Linked DNA regions of Homo sapiens: region 2 is linked to region 1. The links are chromatin loops, found by intact Hi-C in ENCODE. Cell type or tissue: A673. All regions are shown on one strand. Each heading gives the region's core, and the rest is flanking DNA. Links, peaks and the distances in the headings are about the cores only.

Region 1 (2,805 bases), core at 140-2,639:
CACTTGTCCTCAGTTTTTCCTAGTCATAATGTCATACGAACCTAAAGAATATGAATGGATTAAATGTTAAAGCTTTGGTGCCTGGAAACAATATCAAGTAACAATATGATTATTATTTTTTTATTCCCCCAAAGCGGGCTTGCTGCTTCACCCTTGGGGATGAAATAATGGAAGCTGGTTAAAGTGGATGAGGTTGGAAAGAGTTGCCATAATGAGGTCCCACGTGGCTTCTTCGATAGGAGCCACAACTTGGGGTGGGAAGAACTTGTCCCTCAGGCTTGTTGCCCTCTGCAGTTGATCTCCAAAGTTTTAAACCTGTTAAATTAATTTTGACAAATAAGTTACCCTCAACTCAGATCAAAAATGGGCAGCCAAGTCTTCGGTAGGAATTGGAGCCGGTGTAATTCCTCCCTAAGAGGCAACCTGTTGAATTTACTCTCTCAGAGTAAATGGTGGGAAGGGATCCCTTTGTATACTTTTTTAAATACTACAAATTAGTGTCAGGCAGTTCCCAGAAAGAGACAAGAAATCCTAGTGGCCTCCCAGACTGCAGGGTCCCCAAGGATGGAAAGGGAATGTTCTGCTGGTTCTACCCTGTTTGTTGTGTCTTGCTATACAGAAAAACCACATTTCTTTTATATACTGTACGTGGGCATATCTTGTTGTTCAGTTTGGGTGTCTGCTAAAGAGGAAGTGCACTGGCCCTCTTTGAAAGGGCTTTACAGTGGGGGCACCAAGACCCCAAAGGGCCCAGGCCAGGAGACTGTTAAAGTGAAAAGGCAATCTATGACTCACCTTGCTCTGCCATCCCTGGCAGCCCCCACCGGTGTCCTGTTCCTGCCACATGGAGCTTGACTTCATGCCAGCTATAATCTCCCCTGCCTTCCTTTAATCCCAATTTCCCCTGCTCACTCTTCCACAGATATAAAGAACAAACACTTAGCATCCCACACTCACCCCTTCTAATCCTGAAGGGAAGCCCATTCTAAACTCCTTTCCTGCAAACCCATTTCCAGCTCCTAGTAGCTTTCCTCCCAAAGGCTTTCTTTCCAATCCTTTATAGCTTTGGAGACGCCTCCCCAATTCCCCAGGGAAGGAAACTGTTGTGTCCAATCCCCATTAAAGACAAATTGATCAGTGCTTCCCACTCCAAGTCAAGCTTTATGCAGGAATGCTTTTCCATCAGGGAATAAATACTTAGAAGCGCTTACAAGGTGCCAGGCACCTCCTTTCTGCATGTGCCTGCCTTTCTAGTAGCAGACAGATGGAAACATTGTCTCATTTTGTCAAGGAGTCCAAAGAAATGATTATAAAACCAGGATTCATCCTTCTTCTCCAGAAAGATTTTTTTTTAAGTAAACACCTTTCAATCCCCAACACAAGCTGCTTCACAACTCCAGGCTAGAAGGCAGGAGAGCGATCTGATGTGTTTCTTTCATTTGCCAGAATTCCTGATACCAAAAGCCTCTCTCTCTGTTGAGTAACCTCTCAAGGACCAGAGTGGAGTCCAGATTGTTAGGCTCAGATCAAGGGTGGGGAAATACTGCCCTCTCGTGGTGGCTTTTCATCCAGGCCTCGTAGCCAACCGTTTAAGTGCAAAATAGAATTAAGCAATGGGTAAGCAAAATAGGGTTGACAAGATATTTGGGGGTTATTCGGGTTATGGCCCATTTATTTCCCTCTTCCCCCTGAATTGACCAGTAGCAGCTCCAGCCCCATTTCACAAAAGTGAGTTTGGCCAGGAGGAATGAGACGTCTCCTGAAATAGGAACACCGGAACATCATGCTCACCTGCCATCACTATGCATCCAGTTCCCACAGCTTGTGTCGTGAAAGAGCAGAGAGATGATGTTAAACTCCTTGGGAGGAGAGAGGGCTTCTTTTGGTTTCCCTGGAGTGAGACAGCCAGGTGTCTTTCTTTTGCGGGGGGACACTTCAGACCCATCAATATGGAATTTTGGGAGCCGACCTGAGTGCAAATCCTAATTCTGCCCCTGTTGGTGCAGATGGCTGTGGGCGGCTCACTTGACCTTTTAGAGTCTGCATACCCACCTGTATAACAAGGTGGATTGAATGAGACAATGCCCACGAAATGCCCAGTTACAGTACCTGGTTCAAAACTTACTGCATTTTAATTTTTCACTTAACTTATAACATGTCTTGCTTCTCCAGTGTGTGGAAGGCACCGGGCAGTTTGCAGAGATAAGCAAAACACAGTTCCTCTCGTGCAGAAGGTTAGAATCTATTTTTTTTTTTGACAGAGTCTTGCTCTGTCACCCAGGCTGGCGTACAGTGGTACGATCTCAGCTCACTGCATCCTCTGCCTCCCCCAGTTCAAGTGATTCTTCTGCCTCGGCCTCCTGAGTAACTGGGACTACAGGCGCCTACCACCACGCCCAGCTAAGTTTTGTATTTTTAGTAGAGTCAGGGTTTCACCATGTTGGCCAGGCTGGTCTTGAATTCCTGACCTCAAATGATCCACGCACCTCAGCCTCCCAAAGTGCTGGATTACAGGCATGAGCCACCACGCCCAGCCAAAGGTTATAATCTGATGGAGAGAGACACCCGTCTTGGAACTGACATAAATTTCTGGGGTTTGAGAAATGGGCGGGATTTCACTGGTAGCTTCTGGAAGGTAAGAGTTGTCCAGGAATTGGGAAGAGTGAGAGGAAAGGCACGGACAGGGAGCATGTAAGATAAATTGAGGCTGGCTTTGGAAGGCTGAGGAGGGTGAGAAAAGGTGGGCTGGGACCAGACCGTGGGGAGAGGTGAGTGGCATTACAAGAAATTTAGGCTTTATTCAGA
Region 2 (2,805 bases), core at 119-2,618, 640 kb before region 1:
GTGGAGACTAGGTTTCGCCTTGTCATTGCCCAGTTTGGTCTCGAAATCCTGGGTTCAAGCAGTCCTCCTGCCTCGGCCTCCTAAAGTGCTGGGATCACAGGCATGTGTCCCCATGCTTGGTCAAGCAGCACTTTTCATTACACACCTCACTATGGTTTGAACCTACACTGATCCCCTACCTCCACATAGGCCTCCCTCTGGACTCTTCCCAGGCTGCTAAGACTCAGTCTTCTATGTCCTGCCTCAGATGCCAGCCTTAGGGCCACTGGGACCTTGAAAGCAATGACCAAGTGCTCCATTTTAACCCATTCCTACAGCACTTAGCACTGAAGTCAGCTCAACTCAGACTTCTTAGTAAAGAATTGTGTACCCAGTTCTGATCCTTAACACTGTACTTCACGTATGCTGTTCCTGCAGGTGATGGTGCCACTTAAAAACATTTTAATGCTTACCTGTTTTGGGGAGCAATTTGTTTTTAAATGAATGCCTCTCTTTTCCACTAGACTGTAAGCTGCAAAAGGGCAGGGATCATACTTGTTTCTGCTCACTATTCAATTCCCAGGAAGATCAATATCTAGCACATAGTAATGGTTCAATACATGTGTATTTTTTTTTTTTTTGAGATGGGGTCTTGCTTTGTTGCCCAGCCTGGAGTGTAGTGGCGCAATCTTGGCTCACTGCAGCCTCTACCTCCTGGGGTCAAGCGATCCCCCCACTCAGCCTCCTGGGTAGCTAGGACTACAGGCGTGTGCCACCATGCCTGGCAAACTTTTCTGTATTTTTTGTAGAGATAGAGTTTTGTCATGTTGCTCCAGCTGGTCTCGAACTCCTGAGCTCAAGCAATCCTTGAAAACTTACCAGTGGCTTAAAGAACACAGTCTTCCTCATGGATTGGAAAACATCCCAGGGTTTGGCTCCTACTTGAAGTCCTACCATTCACATTTTCCCTTCAAGCCCTAAATATCTGCTAAATTCATGAATTACTTAGAGTTTTCTAGATGAGGCTTGGATTTCACATCTTGGTACTCACATCCCTCTGCCTAGAATTTTCTTTCCTTTTGTCCTTCTGGTGAATCCCTGCTCTTCCCCAGGCCCAGTGCAAAGCCTGGTTCTCTATGAGGCCTTTCCTGGGCTCTGCAAACTGAGCTGACCTCTTGCCTTGGCTACCGGAACAGCAGATACTTCAGTGACCACCAGGTCTACACCGCTGAGCCCCTCCCTACCTCTGAAAAGCTGTGTGATGTGCTTGCTATTAATGTCCACCAGGGGGAACCAGTGAGCCATCCTCAAAGTATCCTTCATGTTTGGAATTCCCTTCTTCCCTCAAAAATAATAATTGGTTCCTTGAAGCTTCTAACCATCTTGGGAGTTGGATGGCTTTCCTTTACTCTAAAAATGTTATCCCAGACTGAGGAATAAACTAGTATCTTTCCCATCATACTCTTACTTCTTGAGGGTGATATTGTATTCATCTTAATAGCCCCAGCTCAACCCAGAGCTGGTGTTTCCTACAGTGATGAAATCAGGTTTTTAAAATTCTGGCCCAAAGTGAGGGCTGGATGCATGTTTGTTAAATGACAGAAGACAAGTTGTATTGAGGAACTCATATGGAGACCAAGGATATGGCAGCAAGGCTGCTTTGTGCTTGGCCAAGAATGTCATCTCTTTCTCTCTCTCTGTCCCTGTCTGTCTCTGTCTCTGTGTCTGTCTGTCTGTCTCTCTCTCTTTCTTTCTCAGAGGATGGAGGTAGCTTTATTTTAGAGATGTTAATGCTAATCTTAGTTTTCTCCTTGGGTTTTAGGGATATCTTTATTTTCCAGTGCCCAAGGAGCCCCGAAGATAGGAAATCTTAACTCATTTTTCTCTTCTCATAGCTTGTTAGATCACCCTTAGCCTGAAACCAAAGAATACTCATTCATTCATTTAGCAAGATCAAAGGATCCCAGAGCCAGGATAGCTTAACCTTTCCTTCTCGTGGCAGCTATGTCCTGAAACCAAAAAACCATTATTCACTCATTCAACGAAATTGGTTGCATGGTTATTCTATGCCAGGTGCTCTTCTGATCTCTAGAAATGCGTGCTGAGGTGTGTGTCTCCATAAAGTTTACTTTCTAGTGTGGGGGGCTGGGGCACAGACAATGAATTATTGTCTTAATGATCACGTACCTTATGCAGTGTGTGAGAATAAGTGCTATGGATTAAAGAAGACGTGCAGCAGGCTAAGCGGGGTTGGTAGTGCCCTCTGGAATGGAGGGACTGGTCATCATATTAAATAAGGTGGCTAGGGCAGCCTCCGTTCTCTTTCTCCTTTCTCCTTCTTAGTCCTCAATCATCTTCTAGGAGTATGGAATCTGGAGTCCAACAAACTTGGGTTTAAGTTCTGGCTCTGCCACCTATTAGCTGTGTGATTGTGGATACGACATATTATGATTCTGTGCTTTGTTTCCTAAGCAGCAGGATGGGGATGATGATCATGTGGGCCACAGTGGTTGCTGGGAGCATTACATGAGATGATACAGGCAAATCACCACCACCACCATCACTATTGTTAGCACCGTCATCACCATCATCACCATCATCACCATCACCACCACTACCACCATCACCACCCACCACCATCACTGTTGTTACCACCATCACCACCCACCACCATCATTACCACCATCATCGCCATCACCATCACCAGGCTCCTCCAGCCTTTTTCTTCCCCCAGCTCACTTTTCTCCACTTCTCCTCATCCTCCTCTCTTTTTTCCTCCAAGGGGCCCTTCCAAGGGGCTTCAGCCTTTCTAATTAAGCACTCTCA

Evidence for each region. Peaks named below come from ENCODE experiments on the same cell type or tissue, not always from the same donor. Only the 100,000 strongest peaks of a DNase experiment are listed, where the experiment ranks them.
Region 2: a loop joins it to region 1, with 5 times the contacts of the local background. A loop is called at or near these places in 33 of 110 quality-filtered maps.

The regions. Positions count from the first base shown.
Region 1 is chr12:117,211,515-117,214,319 of GRCh38, reverse strand. NOS1 (nitric oxide synthase 1) reads left to right here. Exons shown (of 29, transcript NM_000620.5): 29 at 1-2,805. Among named protein-coding and RNA genes, the nearest start is that of FBXO21, 22 kb to the right of the region's middle. In A673, for the core only: a CTCF peak has its summit at 1,553 (motif pointing left); a DNase peak (open chromatin) is centred at 1,519.
Region 2 is chr12:117,848,624-117,851,428 of GRCh38, reverse strand. All of the region lies in intron 3 of KSR2 (kinase suppressor of ras 2), which reads left to right. Among named protein-coding and RNA genes, the nearest start is that of KSR2, 120 kb to the left of the region's middle. In A673, for the core only: CTCF peaks have their summits at 1,066 and 1,265 (motif pointing right); a DNase peak (open chromatin) is centred at 1,268; H3K27me3 peaks cover 628 bases.